Regions from separate parts of the Homo sapiens genome. Here regions 1 and 2 are each linked to region 3. The links are chromatin contacts, found by Hi-C or POLR2A ChIA-PET in ENCODE. All regions are on one chromosome and are shown on one strand. The core of a region is the stretch at or near the end of the contact, and the rest is flanking DNA. Distances in the headings are between cores, read along the strand shown. Region 1 holds the start of NEXN (nexilin F-actin binding protein). Region 2 holds the start of FUBP1 (far upstream element binding protein 1). Region 3 holds the start of AK5 (adenylate kinase 5).

Region 1 (3,474 bases), core at 605-3,104, 610 kb before region 3:
TCAGCCTTACATGTCAAATTTTCAAAAATAGCACAAATTCCATTTTAAGGTGAGCAGGAACAATTGCTATTCATTACATTTCAATTGAAAATGGATTTTAAAATATGAATCTTTTATTAAAACTGGATTACATTGTAACTATGATGAGGAAAACTGGATTTAAAATAATTTTGTTGTGGTTTTAGCTTAGAATTCTTTAAGGGAATTGCAGATAAACTACATAATTGCATGCATTTTTCTTTAAATTGTTCCTCAGAAGCATTAGTCAAAATATAAAATATCTGCAAAAATACGGTGTTAATTGTAAGGAAGAAGAAACTTAAACAGCTACATTGGTTAATCAAAGTTTACTTATACAAATTATACCTCCCCCCAAAAAACCTTTCTCTCATTTGATTAATTATGCATTTTTTCTTAACAATACCCCAAACTCAAAAGAATTTGAGACAAAGTTTTCTAACTGCAGCAGTTTAACCTGTAAAGGATAATGTTTAGCGGGGGAAATTATGTGGTCCACTCAATAACGTGTGACTAAGATATAAATAACGTGTGACTAAGATATGAACTTAAGTATAAATACTTAAGTTTATTTAATCACATTACCTAAGACATAGTTATGTTGTGACTCGAAGGCCAATGGGCCGCTGCTACATGAATTCATTAACAAAATTTAACGATGAATGATATTCCCGTTGTTTTGGTCAGGGAACTAATTTCTTTATTATGGCTTCTTTTCTCTACCTGTGTCTTCACCAAGGACATTTTGTTAGGACATATCCTTATGCTATTTTTACCTTGTTATCTCTCTGCCAACTTGGTTCACGTTGTGCTTTAATAACTATAAAATGAGCATCTCTAAGTCACTGCAGTAACCAACTATAACCTCTCAACTTCGTCATTTTCTTTATAAATGCCAATGCTAATGCATTTGTAGAACGTTTCACAATTTACAAACAGCTGGAATGGTTTGGCGTTTTCAAAAGCATATAGGCAAAGGGAGTTCTCAAGAGGTGACTACATTCTTCACTCACTTAAACTACGTAAACTTCGTAAACTTCCAGCCCTAGTTGCTCAACCCCCAGCATCCCACCTCGGGCAGAATCACGAAAAAAAAAAAAAAAAGGGTTGGAGACAGGAGTGGGGGGATATGCGGGGGTGTGGGGGGGGAGTAATAGGCTGTTAAATCATATTTCTCCCCATCTTCCACAGAGACCGATCAGAAAGGATTTCTTAACTGGCACTGCTGGCAGAGACGGAGACCGCGGCTGGGGCAAGTGGTGGGGGACGGCACTGAACTTCCCTAAGGACCCCAAGGGTTCAGCCGAGGGATCGGCACCCACTCCGCTCACAGAGGGCTCCCTCCCTACAGTAGGGAACGCACCCGAAACTCAGCCGACAAGGCGCAGGGGAGCAGGGCAAAGACATTGCAACCAGAAGCCCAAGGCCGGCCGACACTTTCAGACCCTGGGGCAGCCCCTGGTAGGCACCCCGCCGAGCCCGCAGGATGCGGCTCCAAGGCAGGGTTCGCCCGGGCCGGGGCCAGCGCGGACCACAGCTGTATGGCGCCCGGCGCCCTCCGGAGCTGCAGCGGAGCACGGCCAGAAGCCGCAGACCCCGAGCGCCTCTCTGCAGCCGCCGTTCCCGCCCCCGCCCCCACCAGGGGACCCGACACCTCCGTCTCCACTCCCCCCAGCCCACGTTCCCCCAACTCTTCTCACCCTGCAGGAGCCGGTGACCGGCGAAGGTACTTCTTTCCGCGTGGAGGGACTGTGCGCGTCCCGCCTGGCTGTGGGTAGGGGTCTGGGAGCTCTGGCCGCTAACACTTCTGCTCCAGCCGCTGGGAGTCCTCTGGCTGCCGCTGCCGCCGCCGCCGCCGCCGTCTCCAGCAGCAAGTTTCCATAAAAGTCCTGGTGTGCAGCCTGTTCCCGCATTCCAGGCGGGCCCAGCGCCGGCTGCAGCTGTTCCAAAACACAAGGCCAGTTCCCCCAACCCCCCACCTCCGCCGTTATCACCCGGAGTGGGGGTGGAGAGTTGAGGAGAAAAGCAGGGGAGGGGGACCGTGGCTGCCAACTTTCCGCCAGAATTTGTCTGTCTCCCGGCCCTAGGTGCGCGAGCTGACCCCCTAACTTTGGGCCTGCCTCCACCTCCAGCCAGGCCTGGGGAAGGAAGGCTGCCTCCGCCATGGGAAAGGAATGAGGCTGAAATGGGCTTCATTACCGGGCTGAAGCTGGCTCCCCCTACCCGCAACCAGTTTGCTCTGGGGCCCACTTCTCTCAGCTACTCTACCCGTCCTAGTTTCCAGTCAAGAAGCCAAGCCACTACATATCTTCTACTACCCTAAGCATTGACCTTTGGCCAAGTTTTCCTTTATTACAAAGAGCGTGGGGCAGCAATCCGGGAACACTTCATCTGTCTATTGCTCCCCTGTTCTTAGCTCCAGTCTTTAACTCTAAAAGGAGAGTTAAAAAAGAAGAAGAAGAAGAAGAAGAAGAAGAAGAAGAAGAAGAAGAAGAAGAAGAAGAAGAAGAAGAAGAAGAAGAAGAAGAAGAAGAAGAAGAAGAAGAAAGTTGAAGGCAGAGGAGGAGGAGGAGAAGAAAAGAAGGAATATATTTATATAAGTACAAATATCTTTATATTCCACCTTTTTCTTAATTGAAGGCAAACCATATCTGGTCTTTCTAAAGCTTCATAAAGGCATCTTTGACTATTAGACACCCACAGACCTTTTTCAACTTGGACCGCCAGCCTGTCAAACCCATCAGACAATACCATATTAAAACCCGAAATGCACACTCGGAGTATTTTTGGTGGACGAGATCTTTAATTCTTCACTGCACTTGAAAAAAAAATCGAAATGACATCCAGATAAAGAATAAAGGTAACCACTTCCACCTTCAGGCCCTAAGCAGACAGCGGTGCTCAGGTTATATTTCAGGGATGTTGAAAAGGCCTTCTGGGCTGGGCGCGGTGGCTCATGCCTGTGATCCCCGCACTTTGGGAGGCCGAGGCGGGTGGATCACTTGAGGTCAGGAATTCAAGACCAGCCTGACCAACATGGCAAAAGGCCGTCTTTACTAAAAATACAAAAAATTAGCCTAGTGTGGAGGCACACACCTGTAATCTGAGTTACTCAGGAGGCTGAGGCAGGAGAATCACTTGAAGCCAGGAGGCGGAGGTTGCAGTGAGCAGAGATCATCCCACTGCACTCCAGTCTGGGTGACAAAATGAGACTCTGTCTCCAAAAAAAAAAAAAAAGGCCGGGCGCGGTGGCTCCTGCCTGTAATCCCAGCACTTTGGGAGGCCAAGGCGGGTGGATCACCTGAGGTCAGGAGTTTGCGACCAGCCTGGCCAACATGGTGAAACTCTATCTCTACTAAAAATGCAAAAAATTAGCCGGGCGTGGTGACGTGCGCCTGTGATCCCAGCTACCTGGGAGGCTGAGGTTGAAGAACCCACTTCGCTTGAACCCGGGAG
Region 2 (3,724 bases), core at 869-3,368, 700 kb before region 3:
AGTATGTAAAAAAAAAAAAAAAAAAAATTGAGGTCCTTACATATTTTCAATATTCAGTGATAACTAAAATAAATTGAGATATACATAAATTTGTTTTGAGGGTAAATTATAGCACTGTGGTAAATTACATTGATCAAAAGATCTGATTGTATTGCCTAATTAATAAAATATGAAAAAATCAAGACATTTTCAAAATACAACTGGAAAATTTCTACCTAGCCGCACACCCAACACTGCTTTTACTGTTTTTCTATACATTATGATTAAATCTGTAGTCCCATACGTGCACTGATTTTTCAAATGCAAATTCCACCAAAATTTATAGGGATGGCCATGAACACTGAAAAAGATCATCAGAGCTATAAATGGATACTACTGCCTTAAAAGCTGATTAAAGGGAAATGATGGCTCACCTGTATCTACATTCATATTAACTGCTATTTTGGTGCTTAAGCAAATGAACACATTACTTTTAGGTTTTCAGAAAGAATGCAGCATATATATATTTCTCACAATTACTCTTAAGAGCTGCTGAAAAAGTATTTTTTTAGACCTAACCAAGTAAGACAAAATGCCACAAAGTCGAGAAAGTTCATTTTACCTCATTGTTTGTTATTTAAACAAATAATTTTGGAAAAAAAAAGTCACTGTGATATACTCAATAATAAAGAGTAAGACTTCTAAAGTATCCTCACGATTCCTGGAGCTTACTACTATTAACACAGTAAATTACATGCCACGATATGTTGGAGAAGGTCTGAAGAAATGTCTGGCATTACTTGGTAACTGAAGTACATAACATAAAATACCAATTTACACACACACACACACACACACACACACACACACATATATATATATATATACCTAGTCCTGTGATGACAATTCAGAATATGATCTTACATTTGAGTACCCACAGGATGGGGTGGGAGAAACTACGCCTAAGAAGCTACAAAATCTATTTTGGTCAAGAAACAATGCTGTTCTTAACTTAAGAGACCTTAACAGGCCGGGCGCAGTGCCTCGCGCCTATAATCCTAGCATTCTGGGAGGCCGAGGCGGGTGGATCACGAGGTCACGAGATCGAGACCATCCTGGCTAACACGGTGAAACCCCGTCTCTACTACAAACGCAAAAAATTAGCCCAGACGTGGTGGCAGGCGCCTGTTGTCCCAGCTACTCGGGAGGCTGAGGCAGGAGAATCGCTTGAACCCAGGAGGCGGAGGATGCAGTGAGCCGAGACCGCGCCACTGCACTCCAGCCTGGGTAACAGAGCGAGACTCTCAAAACAAACAAACAAACAAAAAAAAACCCTTAATAAAAATGGCCATGGACACATACATATACTAGGTTATTAAATCTGGCTAACACTGAACTTTAAGAACAATCACGTTTTTGGATAAAGAAAAGGGCAGTCATACTTTTAGAGCCTCATCCACATTATTTTAAACAAAAAACTTAAAATATGGTCGAGAACTAACAGGCTTCCAGCCTGAATTCAACACCCACCCTCGTGATAAAACTAAAAAATCGGACAGTCTGTAAGTAAAATACAGGGACACTTTACTACCCTGAAAATCATGCTGGGTTCCCGCTACGCCGGGCAGACGTTTTCAGGAGCATCACCGCGCGGCGTCTCGGACGCACTTCTCCTGGCGCCCTCCGGGCGGCAGCGCTCTCGAGACACTGTTGCTTCGCCGTCACGCCCGTCGTTGTCACGCCCTTCCCCGCGGACACCGAGAATGACCCATAGCGGAAAATTCTACCGCACTACCTCCCTGAGGCAGCGACCGGTAAGAAACAACCTTTTCTTCAGGCTTCCCACCACCCAAACACAGTCGCAGTCAACTGGCCACTATCACCCACCACCCTGCAGGAACAATTACCCAGCCTCACCCCAAGAACGCGCGGAGAGGAGGTGCCAAAAGAAATTCTGTTCTCGCGAAGTCTTAAACTTAATCCTCGCGACGTCTCTGTTCCTGTCGTTCTTTCTCAGCCCTAACCCACACCAGCGCGTTGCCTCGGAAACATCGCGAGATTTTGTTCCTTCAGTCTCCGCCCCTTTACGGCACGATGGTCGCGCAAGAATGTAATAGAGCTTCGACGGCCGCCATTTTCTTTCTTTCTTAGCTGTTAGCTGAGAGGAAGTCTCTGAACAGGCGGCAGCGGCTCTTATAGTGCAACCATGGCAGACTATTCAACAGTGCCTCCCCCCTCTTCTGGCTCAGCTGGTGGCGGTGGTGGCGGCGGTGGTGGTGGAGGAGTTAACGACGCTTTCAAAGATGCACTGCAGAGAGCCCGGCAGGTAAGTGTGGACCGCGCGGCGGAATCCCGAAAGCTCACGGTAATTGGCCGCTGACTGAGTAGGCCGCTACCCTTAAGCGCATGAGGAAGAGGAAAGAGGTGTTCTTCCGGGCTGAAATGTGAAGAGACACGTTTCCCCATGTTGGTAATAACGATTAGAGACCAGAACCCAGTTTTGTGTTCTTGGTGCCTAATCCACTTAGAACCCCGACGCGTGCTACGCAAAGAAGGCCTGAAGTCTTTCTCCCGCTTCTGCGGCACTCGCGTGTCTCCAGTGAGCTAGTTTAGATAAAGATCCTCTTCCAGGGGATAAAGCGCAGTTAGTTTCACACAATTTAATGGAAGGTTCTGGTAATGAGTTTGGGAAAGAACTAGGGTCTGTCCTGGAGCCATAGCAAGGGAAGGGATTTATCATTAAAGTAGCCTTTACAGCTCATTTCCGTTCTCTCTCGCAATTAAAACCGCTTTCAGTACCATTCACCGTCACACCTCTACAAGGAAGGGACTTGAAAGCAGCCTTTTTCTGGGCGGGATTTACGTGTCAGTCTGTTCCACCAGTCCGCCCCCCTTATTTCTCAAAATGGCCTCAGGCCCATTATACCAGAGGTTTCAATTTGAATCTGCCTCTCAGTTCAGAGTCGTAAACTGACCAGACCTCTTTGTATTACGTAGTGCGTGCATTTGCCCTGAAGGCACCACTTTCCCAGACGAAAGCTGTTAAAATAGTGCGTGTATTCCAGGAAAATAAAAGATACCTTAATTTGAACTTTACATTCTTAGATAGTCCCCTAATATATTTAACATTTCAAAATGTATGGTGTTGGTATAGATTTGCATGTAAGCAAAAGAATCCTATTCTCTGTGACACTATGCATATTGTACTAGGTGCTGGGCATTTTTTACTAGTTTTAAGCTAATGATAATTAGAAACCAGTGTTGTGCTGTGTTTTCGTTGCATTAGGAGTTCACTTAGTTAACTTTTTACCGGGACAGTTGAAGGAACATTGAGTCAAAATTAGAATTCATAAAATCCGTTGTAACACATCTAATGTGAACGCATTATAAACATGTACCTGTACTTTTTTATAACCAGAAATACTAGGAGTAGTCAACAAAAGGTCATCATTAATATTAGTTCTGCGGTTTTTTCCACGTAATTTAAGAAATTCTGAACATGTTTAGCAACAAGCATATAACTATGACAAACACTCTTAGCGTGTTTTATTAGATTGATTTGTAAAACTTAAGGGAACTATTTTATTTACTGGAACCAACTATTTTATTTTACCAGAACCAGCACATTGGATTAATTGGTATCGCACACTGTAGGTAGATACTGGAGTTTTGTTTTGTTTTGTTTGAGACGGAGTCTCCCTCTGTCGCCCAGACTGGAGTGCAGTGGTGCGATCTCGTCCCACTG
Region 3 (3,435 bases), core at 849-3,348:
AGCAAGTTGACTTCCTTTTCTGGGTGTGCATTATTTATCCCATTCATATGCAGAAAAGTAAATAAGAAACATAAAACCTTAACAAAAAGGCCTGCCATAACTTATTTGCATGCACAGTGTAGATTTTAATAAACTATCAAACTTCTCTGTGGTTACCTTCCACCAAGGAGGAAAAACAGTACCCACATTTACAAAGAAAAAAAGATGTACTATGTAGGAATTTTTGCAATCACGTGGTCCTCCTACAGATGTTTTTAATGATTCTTTTAGAAGCGTAGAAATGAAATATATCTCAGTAGTAATCTTTGTGAGAAAAACCTTCGCCTCTTAATTTCCATATTTACTTTTTGAAAATAAAAACAAACAAAAAAAACAACTCTTAAGATTCCCACATATTCTCAAGACCTGTCCTTATGCAACACCACCTAATTATTTTCACGCAGGAGTAACACATTTGCTAGATTTGGGCTTCACATACCACGCTTGAGTTCAGTGAGTGGTTTACCTGGAAATCTTGACTTCAGATGACCTGAAAACGGTGGCTTATAGAGGTGAGAGAAAAGAAGACCTGTAATTATGGCAACCCATTTTAAAGATAGTTTAGGGAAACTGAGGCAAAATTATTTTCTCAAGTGGTGCTTTAAAATTCCTTTTAACAGAACAAATCCCCCAAACCGGGGGGAAAAACCCTCATGACCTTTAGTTTACGATATCAGTCTATCCGTTTTCAGAAATGGGGAACGAGGTTTGCAGTGAATGGATTTCTCCTTTCAGAGCTCGCTTAGGAAGCCTGGCTTGCTTCTATTCTTTTCTCCTCCTCCCCCCTACTTCAAGCAAAAGCACTTGAGATTCAGGAATGTTTTTAAATTCAAATACAAAGAGAAGGAAAGGAAGCCAAACGACCTGAGACAGGGGTTGTGGCTTAGAACAGACCAAGGTTCATTCCTCGAGCCTCCTCTCTCTCAGTCTCCAAGTGTCCCCCCATTCCCGGGTCCCGGTGCAGATGATGCTGTGCTGCGGTCTGAAGACTGAGCAACAGGAGTCCGCCCCCCTCGCAGCTCCCTCCCCGACCCGCTATCTCCAGGTGGGTTGTCGAGCACTGGCGAAACCTGCGGCCCAACCCTTCCTAGGCAACGGGAAAAACGTGCTCAGGAGTTCATTCAGCGAAAGCGCAGAGCAAGGCTGGGGGCCTGTCACCGGGGAGGTGGCACTTGATAGGTTGGGTTTTGCTTTTTGCATCTTCATCCCTCTCTTCCAAGCTGTCTCCAGGAAGGGCTGCCTTCGTCCACATTTCCTCTTTCCCCCAGGGGTTCCGACCCTCGACCAGCAGAGTGACTAGGGCTCTGGCTCCCTCAGTTTCGAGTCTTTACTCGCTGCTGGGCGACAGTGCAGCCACCTGACCTGGCCCTCGCCCCCAGAGAGTGCGGCCCGGCCGCGGTCTGCAGCCCACCCTGGGTGTCCACATCCGAGGGGCGCGATGGGAGCAGGCTGCTTTCAGAACCCTGCTGGAAGACTGAAACTTGATCTGTGAGATGCAGGCTTCTAAGCCCAGCCTTCTGACAAGGACCCTGGCAACCCGCGGGAAAGGCGACTACCCTCGGGGGAGCGGGCGAGTGCGCTTCTACAAGCCCCTTCATTACATGCCCCGTGTGGGGAAGGTGGGACGGGGCGCGGCTGCCTCAACCCGAACCCCTGAGATGCAGTCCCCGGATGCTACCGCCCGTCGGCCAGCTCTAGCCCTACCTCAAAAAGCTGAGGGATTTCCCTCCGGGCCAGATACTCCTTGGCATCGTTGGTGTTCATGGCTGTGCCGCGCGTGCCTTGGGGCGCAAGCGGGGAGGCTCCCGGGCTGCGGCGACCTGAGCCGGGGCTGAAGCTGGGGCTGGCAGAGTCCGCGCCGAGCAGCGGTGCAGCCCTCTTTCTCACGCGCACTCAGCTCAGCCTCTCCGCCCAGGCCAGGGACCCCCTCCGCCTCTCCCCGGGGGCTGTGGTCTCCGCGCTCCCGCCGCCCCCGCTTCGGTTCCAGCCCCCGAGCCGGAGCTGCAGGCGCCGAGCAGCTGTGCCGCGGCTTCCCGGGCTGCCAGGCAGCGCGGCCGCCAGGGGTGGGGCGCAGGGAGCGGAGGAGGGAGGACAGCGTGGCGAACGCAAGGCAGCAGCCGGCCCGCCTCTCCGGTTCAGCGCGCCGCGCTCCGCGCCTCCCCGAGCCGGGTCTGCGGCGGCTGCCGGTCACGCTGCGCGGGCTGGCGCGAGGTGCGGAGGTGGGGGCGGGCACGCGCAAGGGGTCGTAGTCATACCCCTCGGTGCGGCACCGGCGCCAGAGCGCGACGCTTCACTGCGTGCGCCGCCCAGGGATGCAGCTACCGGGGACCAGGTGGCCAAGGGAACAGGGTCGGGGTCTGTAGGAACCTGCGACCGTTTCGCTTCTCCGGACCTTGTACGCACACAGACACACTCGCACGCACATACACGGTTACCTCCGGGTCTCCGAGGAACTCCCAGGAAAAACCTAATAGTCACAGGATTTATCATTTATTCCTAAGGTTACGGATCTTTCACTATAGGGAGCTGTGGGGAAGGGGGAAAAGGGGATTCATGGTGTGGAATCCAACCCTTCAGATAATTTTTAGATCTTGAGTATCTCTATCCTTCAGGAAAGTTTTGCTAGCTGGTTTCGAATTTTTACCCTGTCGGTGTCACAAATCTTTATAGACTTTAGGATAAGGCCTTAGTGTGAGCCTGAAATCCTAATCAACTGAAGGACTAATAAGTAGTCAACTAGTTAATTATCTCCATGGAGAAGAAGGGACAGTGGAGGAGAAAGGTGGGTGGTAGTGGAGAGCTAGAGATGCTTAAATTGCAAATGTGTTTAGTAGGTGGGGAGGGTGGGCATCATTAATTAGACCTGAAGAGTGTGCAGTCCGTGGACAGTGTCGTATCAGAGCACCCCTGGGGGAATATGAGTGAGTATGAGTGGGTGCGCTAAGGCATAATGGTTAATGGATCTTCCTGCTGCAGACCATTGTTAAGGTGTAACCCATCTTCCTCCTAGCTCCCAAGATGACTCAATTCCCTGCTAAGATGTCTTCACATTGCCTATTTGGGAGATAGTCCTTGCCCCCGGAGAATATGATCTCTAACTTCCCACAAAGCCTAACACTGTAGGAGGGTGTGTGAGAGAGGACACTTTGGTAGGCACTGGTATCTGGGGTCTGGCTGGAGAAAGAAGCAACGCTGCCACTGCTTTAAAAAACTATAGAGTCTGAATGTCCATTTCAAGTGCTTCTTTGCAGATCTTTTCTTGGTTCTATTTCTTGTTCCGGAAACAACTGCAGCTCAAGCCTTAACTACAGCTGCAGCTTTGTTTTACCTGAGGGAGTAAATGAACTTTTAGCACTTGTGAACCCGTGTGTCATATGGTTGCCTTAAACGAGGCAG

What was found. A loop is a pair of places that touch in the nucleus more often than their neighbours do. ChIA-PET counts read pairs that join two places held with the same protein, here RNA polymerase II (POLR2A). Pooled maps may share reads with other maps.
Region 1: a map with no recorded cell type shows a loop between it and region 3 (4-fold over the local background). The contact joins the promoter of NEXN here to the promoter of AK5 in region 3. A Hi-C loop is called at or near these places in 1 of 37 single-sample maps with no recorded cell type.
Region 2: a loop to region 3 is called in a pooled map, with 3 times the contacts of the local background. The contact joins the promoter of FUBP1 here to the promoter of AK5 in region 3. A Hi-C loop is called at or near these places in 5 of 50 pooled maps. POLR2A ChIA-PET finds 5 or more read pairs at or near these places in 3 of 52 experiments (BJ, CD4-positive, alpha-beta T cell and activated naive CD4-positive, alpha-beta T cell).

The regions. Positions count from the first base shown.
Region 1 is chr1:77,887,004-77,890,477 of GRCh38, reverse strand. NEXN (nexilin F-actin binding protein) reads right to left here and starts at 1,854. Exons shown (of 13, transcript NM_144573.4): 1 at 1,719-1,854. It overlaps NEXN-AS1 (NEXN antisense RNA 1), which reads left to right and starts at 939. Exons shown (of 3, transcript NR_103535.1): 1 at 939-1,010; 2 at 1,210-2,878. RefSeq lists a silencer at 1,470-1,609 and an enhancer at 1,850-1,909.
Region 2 is chr1:77,977,466-77,981,189 of GRCh38, reverse strand. FUBP1 (far upstream element binding protein 1) reads left to right here and starts at 2,118. Exons shown (of 20, transcript NM_003902.5): 1 at 2,118-2,305. The coding sequence starts at 2,186. It also overlaps a transcript of DNAJB4 not described here. RefSeq lists enhancers at 1,645-1,704, 1,715-1,864, 2,175-2,304, 2,315-2,374, 2,385-2,434 and 1 more.
Region 3 is chr1:77,280,682-77,284,116 of GRCh38, reverse strand. It overlaps AK5 (adenylate kinase 5), which reads right to left and starts at 2,098. Exons shown (of 14, transcript NM_174858.3): 1 at 1,744-2,098. The coding sequence starts at 1,803. RefSeq lists a silencer at 2,179-2,238.